3 separate regions of the Homo sapiens genome follow, and all the other regions are linked to region 1. The links are chromatin contacts, found by Hi-C or POLR2A ChIA-PET in ENCODE. All regions are on one chromosome and are shown on one strand. The core of a region is the stretch at or near the end of the contact, and the rest is flanking DNA. Distances in the headings are between cores, read along the strand shown.

Region 1 (2,891 bases), core at 140-2,639:
GGGAGAGGAGTATATACTTCCTAAGGTTGTGAAAAGGATGGTTCATAATAAAAGTATGTAGCGTTATTGAGTACATACTATGTGTAGGAATGTTACATGAATAAATTTATGAACCTTCATATTAACCCAATCTGGCAAGTACCTGCACTATTATCACTATTCCTATTTAGTATTTAAGAAAACTCAGGTTTGACTGGATTAGGTGACTTGTCCAAAGGGATACAGTTCAGATTTTTTTTGTTTTTGTTTTTGTTTTATGTAGCATAGAGACTTTTTTCAACTTTTAGATTCAGTGGGTATACATGCAGGTTTGTTACCTGGGTATATTTCATGATTAAAGCTGAGGTTTGAACATGGCAGAGTGATTCTAAAGCCCGTGGTTAAAGGACTATGCTGTCATATTGGCATGTAAAGTGCTTATCATAGCTTAGCATAGAGTAAGGCTTCCACATGCAAATCAAAAGAGAAACATTAAACATTAGCTGAAGAGGAAAACCAAATCACCCACCAGGAGGAAATTGACCTGGCCCTTTCTCCCAAGTGTATCACATGATATGATGTGTGCAGGTGTCAGATGATGCTGAGATGGCCGACAGAGCTCAATTCAGAAACAAGTGATGAGCTCCTTAACAAATTCCCTCAGGAGAGAACTGCCTCCCCTCCCCTTTCAAACGAGGCTGACCTTGAAGTTGTGCCTAAATTGCTCACCACAATCTCAGGCTCAACTTGCTAACTCATCTATCCAAAACACATGCATCCCCGACTTCTCCCTATTTCATGGGGTATCAAAAATAGAGACTTGAACCTCATAAAGTTAGTACAGGCCGGGGTGTTCACCATCTTCATAGCTGATTTACAGTTGCTTTATTAAACTGCCTCTGATCTGGTCAGCAGGCTATGAATGTGAACACCTAGTTAGAGCTGACCTTGAATCCCATTGGAACAGTAGACTTCTTTATTACATTTGAAAACCTAAAAATGTTCAAGGGGAGGTGGAAGGGAGGAGAGGCAGGCAGAGGGTGCTAGGTGCTTTGTTCAACCACCATGGTTCCCTCTGTCGAGATGGAAGATGGCTGTTGCTTAAAGCTTCTGCCCATCTTTGTCCTCTGGAAATATTTGTATTATACAAATCAAAGAATGGAACGCACCTGCCTCCTCCTCATTCTTCTCCCCTCCCCGACACTGGAATGAATGCATACTCTTCACACAGGACCCACAGGAAACCTGTTACCCCAAGTAACTGTTGCATTCTCATGTGTTCAGTCACAGGAAGAATTTCAGTTTCTCTCTTCCCCACGATTGGAGATGAGGCTGAGGTCACGGGAGAGAAAGAGCCCTGTCTTGTCTCCCAACAAGAGGGGTCTGTGCAGCTGCTGGGCCCACAGCAGACAGAAGGCACGCGGCAGCTGAGGCTCTTTAGAAGGCTTCCCACCCACTTCCTGAGTCTGGCTTTGATTTCTTAAAGGGCAGATGCACTTATTCCAGAGTCGCTCCCTGATTCAGCTGTCGGGGGGAGGGTGGAATAAAAAGCTAAAGCAACCATTTCCTTTTCTGTAGCTCCTTTGCTTTGTCTCAGATCCTCTTTTCTGAGTTATCTGCTACTAAGTCTGTCTCTCCTTCCGCTCAGAGCAGCAGTGGCTGAGTTTTGTCGAGTGCTAGATAATCACTGATCTTAATTATAAACAGCCTCAGCTCAGAGGAATGGTTTTGATAGGAAAGTCAACACCAGGACGCAAGATGGGTAGGTAGCAAAATGGAACCCAAGCCAGTTTTCCAATAAAAAACAGACAAAATATATTTATAAGTAAGATTCAATTCATCCTCCACGCAGTAGCAGCCTGGAGGCTCCTTGTGAACTGACCTCTGTCTACTGTCCCCTTTAAACTTTTTTTTTTTTGATACGGAGTCTCACTCTGTCGCCCAGGCTGAAGTGCAGTGGTACAATCTCGCCTCCCTACAACCTCCACTTCCTGGGGTCAAGCAATTCTCCCGCCTCGGCCTCCCGAGTAGCTGGGATTACAAGCACGCATCACCACGCCTGGCTAATTTTTTTTGTATTTTTAGTGGAGACGGGGTTTCGCCATGTTAGCCAGGCTGGTCTCGAACTCCTGACCTCAAGTGATCCGCCTGCCTCGGCCCCCCAAAGTGCTGGGATTACAGGCTTGAGCCACCATGCCTGGCCACCCCTTTAAATTTTATGCTTCAGTAATAGTGTTGATTTTACCTCCAAAATACAGAGCTGTTTCATGCTTCTGTGCCTTTGTGGACTCTTCCCTCTGCCAGAAATGCCTTCTTACTGTGTCTTCCTGGAAATATCTTATTTGACTTTTAAAAACTGGTGCAGACATCACCGCTTCATCTCCCTCCAGTGTTTTTCATTTAATTGGTCTGGGATGTGGCCTGAGCCCTGGGAGTTTTAAGTGCTCCCCAGGTGATTCTAATCTGCACCAGAGTTTGCCAATCACTGCTTAAGGCCAGCAGTTTTCAGACTTGAGCAGGCATCAGAAACAGCTGGAGGGCTTGTTAAGGCACAGATTGCAGGGTCCACCCCCTGAGTGTAGAATTCAGTAGCTCTGGAGAATTTGTATTTCTTTCTTATTTTGTTTTCTCTTTTGTTTTGTTTTGTTTTGTTTTGTTTTACTTTTATGTTTTTGGATCTTGTTGCATACCAAGTTTTTTTTGTTGTTGTTTTTTGTTTTTTAAGGGATTTGCTGATGTTTTTACTATTAGTATTCACATTATTTCCTTTTTTAAAAAAATTTATTTAAAACAGACAAAAATTTTATCTATTTATGGTGTACAACAATGTTTTAATATAGGTACACATTGTGGAATGGCTACATCAAGCTAACTAATATACGCATTACCTTACATGCATGTCATTTTATTTT
Region 2 (2,926 bases), core at 66-2,565, 160 kb before region 1:
GCACTTTTTATCTACTTACCTCAGTACTTTTTAGAAGGTAAATATAAATTGTGATGTTATATCTTTGTTTTTAAGATAGCATGTATAATAAGCACTATCAATTTAATAAGTTATTTTTATATTTATTTGTTTGTTTGTTTATTTATTTATTTTGAGACATTGTCCCACTTTTTCACCCAGGCTAGAATGCAGTGGCACAATCATGGCTCACTGTAGCCTCAACCTCCAGGCTCAAGCAATCCTCCTGCCTCAGCCTCCAGAGTAGCTGCAACTACAGGCACCCTCCACCACACCTGGCTAATTTCTGTATTTTTTGTAGAGATGGGGTTTTGCCATGTTTTCCAGGCAGGTCTTCAACCCTGAGATCAAGCACTCCCAAAATGCTGGGATTTTTATAGGCATGAGCCACCACACCCAGCTTTATTTACTTTTTAACTTTTGTGGAAGGCAATCAACACAGTTACTATCAGAAGATGAGTTCATGCACCTAAAAGGAGGGACAGCAAAGGCATTAAATGCAGCTTTCAGGGAAGTCCTTTGTAAATGCCCTGGAGTAGAAGTCGCGTACTTTAATGTGCATAAAAATTACATTGAGACCTTGTTAAATGCAGATTCTGATTCAGCAAGTCTGGAATGAGTAAGAGTCTGCATTTCTAACAAGTTCCTAGGATCCTACTGTTCTGAGCATGACACTTTGAAAAGCAATGCTTAGGCGGGGCGTGGTGGCTCACGCCTGTAATCCTAGCACTCTGGGAGACAGAGGCAGGCAGATCACGAGGTCAGGAGATGGAGACCATCCTGGCTAACATGGCGAAACCCCGTCTCTACTAAAAATACAAAAAAATAGCCGGGCGTGGTGGCGGGCGCCTGTAGTCCCAGCTACTCGGAAGGCTGAGACAGGAGAATGGGGTGAACCCGGGAGGCGGAGCTTGCAGTGAGCCGAGACCGTGCCACTGCACTCCAGCCTGGGCGACAGAGCAAGACTCCGTCTCAAAAAAAAAAAAAAAAAAAAAAAAGAAAAGAAAAGAAAAGCAATGCTTAGTCAACAGCAGGCATCTTCAGACCTGCTGCCCATTTTTGTAAAGTTTTATTGGAACACCTAGTCGTGTCCGTTTGTTTACATGTTCTCTGTGGCAAAGTTGAGTAGTTGCAACAAAGGCTATTTAGTCCACACATCTTAAATGTTTATTAACTGACCCTTTTGTAGAAAAAGTCTGAAGACCTCTGGTCTAGAGTGATTACTATCACAGAAATCTGCAATCAGAATGTGTTAAGTTTGCGTTTGGACTTTGCCACATTTGTCTTTGTGCCTTGTCAGTCAGCTTCTCTGAATCACAGTTTCCTGTCTGTGGGGAGAGGATAAGAATAGCACATGCTTTATAGAGCTGTTGAAGGATTAAGCAAAACAATACCAGTAAGGAGCTTAGCACACAAATATAAGTGTGCTTCAGATACTTGGGGACCGTGTATAAAGTTTATATCCCAGCCGGGTGCAGTGGTTTATGCCCATAATCTCAGCACTTTGGGAGGTTGAGGTGGGAGGATTACTTGAGCCCAGGAGTTCGAGGTCAGCCTGGGCAACAAGATTCTGTCTCTACAAAATATAAAAAATTAACTGGGTGTCGTTGTGTGCACCTGTAGTCCCAGCTACTCGAGAGGCTGAGGTTGGGGGATCGCTTGTGCCTGGGAGTTTAAGGGTGCAGTGGGCCATGATCGCACCACTCACTATGGCATGGGCATGGGTGACAGCAAGACACTGTCTCAATAAATAAGTAAATAATACAAAATGCAATAAAAGCTGCCTAGAATGCATTTTTTTTTAAAGTCTGCATTCCTAGGCTTCACTTGTGAAGATTCAATTCAGGAGGTCTGGGGTGGGGCCTGAGAATCTGTTTTTGAAACATGTTTTCCAGAAGTTTTTTTTTTGTTTTGTTTTTTTGAGACAGGGTCTCACTGTGTCACCCAGGCTCAAGTGCAGTGAAGTGATCTTGGCTCACTGCAACCTCTGCCTCCTGGGCTCAAGCGATCCTCCCACCTCAGCCTCCTGAGTAGCTGGGTCTACAGGTAGGAGCCACCATGCCTGGCTAATTTTTGTACTTTTTGTAGAGATGGGATTTTGCCATGTTAGCCAGGCTAGTCTTGAACTCCTGGCCTCAAGTGATCCACCCACCTTGGCCTCCCAAAGTGCTGGGATTACAGGTGTGAGCCACTGCACCCGGCCAGAAACATGCTTCCCAGAGGATTCAGATGCAAGTGATCCACAGGGCCAAGTATTGAGGGAAATGTTTAGCAACTTCTCTTGTTCACTTCATGTTCACGCCCCCATCCCATTCTGCTTCCTTCCTTCCACCCTCTCTTCACTATCTGTATCATCCTCAGGAAGGGCTGCTGGGCCTTGCTGCTCTGCATTTCTCTGGCTCCAGGTGCTCCACTCAACCAGCCCTATGCCTAAATTTGTTCTCCAGCTTGTCCGCAGGACTCCAGTTTTAGACTTTGATCCTAAATTAACAATACCTCTGAGTGGACATATTACTTACTTCATGCTCAGAACTGCTTTTGAATGATTAGGTTTTCTCTCCTTTGCAGATCTGTTATTGCCCTCCCTTGATCCCATTTTAAAACAGTGTTCTGCAAGTCAACCTGGCTATGGCCTAAACTCATATTTCGGATGGAGTCCGACCATCATTTAGATGGTAGAAACTAGAATAGACCACTGAGTGTGGGTAAATGGTTTTTACTGCTATTGTCAGAGGATAGTTGATGGAGCAACTGATATCTGGTGCACAGGTGCTCTGAGAAGGTTATTATGGTTTCTGAACATGTGGCTCTTTCCTTTGAAAGTACTGTGCCCTAGAAATAGTAAGTTCAAAGTTTTTTGAAAACCAGTGTGATTCATATCCCGCCTCACAATATATAGTCACTAATA
Region 3 (2,763 bases), core at 116-2,615, 180 kb after region 1:
AGACTCCATCTCAAAACAAACAAAAAAAAATTCCTATTCCCTCTACCCTGTATTCACTGTTCACTGTACTCTACCCTACAGTGAACAAAAGGTACCTAAGCCAGGACATGCCCCTGAATCTTTTATCCTGATAATCATATTTTCCTAGGCACAAGGCCTGAGAGTTAACAAACCTGATTTTTTGATAGTATTTGTCCTGGAAAATAAAACAAAATGTCTTTCTTTAAGGGATAGTCTTCCTTTTGTCAAAGTGTCAAGGGGGAAAAAAGGGGAAATTTTAAAAGCAGCCTATTTCATTGTCACCACTTCATAAACACTGCACTAAAGGGCAAGAGCCACGCTTTATTCCTCTTGCAAAATCCCAAAGCACCCAGTACAAGGACCTGCACTTAGTAGGCGGACAATTGACATTTGTTAATCAATGTATGAATGATGAGCCAAGTCTCATAGCTTCCATGGAGAATCTTAAATGTCACTCCTTTTGAAATGCGACCATGCTTCTCAACCTACTAAAAATTTCTTAATGAACCACCCACAGACACAGTCTTGTGTGAATATCTCCTGTGTTCCCCAAATCCTTTGTGACCTATGGACACAATTGCTAAACGTGAGTCATGCTTCTATCACTCCCACACAATGGGTATTTTTAATGCTACAGCATTTCCTGAAGTCAAGCGCTCAGGAAATGGTTTTTGCAATAATGACCTCAGCCTCCCCATATTCCCCCCACCCCCCATCACAGAATCCAAGAATAACTGAACAGGTGTCCAAATACCCAGAATTACCCAAGAAACCTCACAACCTGTCTTCTGTTTTCTATCAAAGTCATGAGGTTAACCTCTTGTCCTTTGGAGTTCGAAGGAATGTGTCCAAGAACTGAACACAACCATATCTGTCCTTTATTTATATTGAGACACAGTTTATTTCCAAGACTGTCAATGGTCTCCAGACCCCAGAACTAAATCTGTATACCATCATGGCTAAAAGTATGAGTTCTGGAATTCAAAAGCCTTAGAGACTGAATTCTGACTCTGCCACTAAGTATGTGGCTTCAGCCAAGTCATTTAGCCTTTCAGAGCCTCAATATTCTCACCTGTAAAGTGGAAATAATGGAAGAAACTATTTCTTGGAATGTGTGAAAATCACTCACGTAAACTGCTGATCTCCAGGCCTGATACACAGCAAAATGCCTAGTACTTGCTAATTGTTATTGCGTCAAGTTTCCCCAGATTGAACCTTAGGTCTGGTCAGTTTCTCCTGGACAGCAGTCATTTTGACAGCTTAGGATCTTTAGGTGCCCACATACCTTCAGAACCTCAACCCATTCTTGGGAGCACTGTCTGACCACCCTCTGAGGACCAGAAGCAGGAAGAGAGATCAGATGGTGAGAGGATAAGGACTGTTGATACCCAAGGGAGGTTGTAAAACCACTTGGGCACACCCAAGTTCAAAACAAAGAAGCCATCACACGAGGGTGAGAGAAGAGGTATTTACTCAGTGAGGCCCCTTCCAACCCTCATGGTAAAAGTCTACACTTGTTTAGAAAAGAGTATGTCTGTTTTATGATTTTATTTTTTAAAAAGGGAAACTCAACAACAAAAATGATGATGAAAATGACAATCTGACTATGGAAAACAGGCTCCTGCTATTCTCATCAGACCATCTGACAAACTACCCAAGGGAGTTTCCGAGGCCTCCCAAACAGTAACAGCAGAGCAGCCACTCAAGAGGATGCCCCGGGGAGCCGCCAAACTGCAATTGCCCTGGAAATCAGATTCGAACAGCTCAGACATGAGGGCAAAGGGCGGGATGCATGCATCCCTAAGCACCAGCCCTTCAGCCCAGCAGAGGGGCACAGACAAAGCTGCCCCGGAAGAATTGTTTGGGAGGTGCAGATACAAAGAATAAGATCCTGCTGGCAGCGCTGGGAAACACAGCAGCAGTCGGCACACGCTGGCCCTGGCAGTCAGCAACCGCCTGGCTCAGGCTGAGCAAAACCTTTCTGTGAATATGGCGTGAAAGCAGATCTCTCAGAGGCTCATGCTCCCTGAAGGTGAAAGATCAACAACAAAAAAGGCATTAACCCCTCTCCTAAATGATATTTCATGGCCATCAAAATCCCATCAAAGGAGCAGCTCATGTTCATAAGCCTGGGGGAGATGCTCCCAGCAATTTAGACACATTGGCAGCCCCAGGGAGGAGGACATAGCCTATGGGGACTCTCTATGTGTGAAGGGCAGCAGTTTGCATAACAAATGTTCCATGCACAATCTTGGAACATTGGCATAATTCTTTCTGGACCCAATAATGATAATTACTCTCTGTCCTAATTAAGGAGAAAATAAAGAAGCTAATACTTTTATAAATCAACAAGTAGGATTAGTATGATGTACAAAGCGCCCTTGAGTTTGCTTCAGGAGACTTCCTCCTCTGTGTGACCACAAGTATATCACATCGGCCACCTGGGCTTTTGTTTCCTTATCCATAAATCCTTTCTTTAAGGGGACATCTTATGGGTTCCTTTGAATGCTCCTATCCTAATTTATTCTTCTTTTCCTTTAAAAATGTTTGGTAAAGGCTTAGCATGCATGCAGTAAAATACACAGCATGATGTGTAGTATTCTTACTTAGAATTTTATGCCTTTCAAAGGGCGAAAGATGGTGATCAGGTGATATTGATTCTCTCCTTGTATAGCTTCAAAGATCGTGTTATAGATGAGAAACTAGATATTCAAAGGCACAGAGAACATGTCATCCGTATCA

The links. A loop is a pair of places that touch in the nucleus more often than their neighbours do. ChIA-PET counts read pairs that join two places held with the same protein, here RNA polymerase II (POLR2A). Pooled maps may share reads with other maps.
Region 2: a loop to region 1 is called in a map of CD4-positive, alpha-beta memory T cell, with 1.8 times the contacts of the local background. The contact joins the enhancer-like site here to the promoter of LINC02391 in region 1. A Hi-C loop is called at or near these places in 2 of 168 maps with a recorded cell type or tissue (CD4-positive, alpha-beta memory T cell and naive thymus-derived CD4-positive, alpha-beta T cell), 13 of 37 single-sample maps with no recorded cell type and 11 of 50 pooled maps. POLR2A ChIA-PET finds 5 or more read pairs at or near these places in 9 of 52 experiments (CD4-positive, alpha-beta T cell, CD4-positive, alpha-beta memory T cell, GM12878 and 5 more).
Region 3: a loop to region 1 is called in a map of GM12878, with 6 times the contacts of the local background. The contact joins the enhancer-like site here to the promoter of LINC02391 in region 1. A Hi-C loop is called at or near these places in 1 of 168 maps with a recorded cell type or tissue (GM12878), 16 of 37 single-sample maps with no recorded cell type and 8 of 50 pooled maps. POLR2A ChIA-PET finds 5 or more read pairs at or near these places in 4 of 52 experiments (MCF 10A, OCI-LY7, T-cell and 1 more).

What each region holds. Positions count from the first base shown.
Region 1 is chr12:92,362,443-92,365,333 of GRCh38, forward strand. LINC02391 (long intergenic non-protein coding RNA 2391) reads right to left here and starts at 1,390. Exons shown (of 5, transcript XR_007063404.1): 1 at 1,149-1,390. All of the region lies in intron 1 of LOC105369902 (a long non-coding RNA gene), which reads left to right. RefSeq lists enhancers at 373-462, 943-992.
Region 2 is chr12:92,207,461-92,210,386 of GRCh38, forward strand. No RefSeq gene overlaps it. Among named protein-coding and RNA genes, the nearest start is that of BTG1-DT, 63 kb to the left of the region's middle. RefSeq lists an enhancer at 1,584-1,673. Within about 2 kb of position 1,316, at least 12 of the 41 ENCODE cell types and tissues checked have a DNase peak (open chromatin) inside an H3K27ac peak, as active enhancers do; they include CD4-positive, alpha-beta T cell, GM12878 and OCI-LY7, where a contact is called at or near this core.
Region 3 is chr12:92,538,771-92,541,533 of GRCh38, forward strand. No RefSeq gene overlaps it. Among named protein-coding and RNA genes, the nearest start is that of LINC02397, 73 kb to the left of the region's middle. RefSeq lists an enhancer at 329-378. Within about 2 kb of position 1,366, at least 19 of the 41 ENCODE cell types and tissues checked have a DNase peak (open chromatin) inside an H3K27ac peak, as active enhancers do; they include GM12878, where a contact is called at or near this core.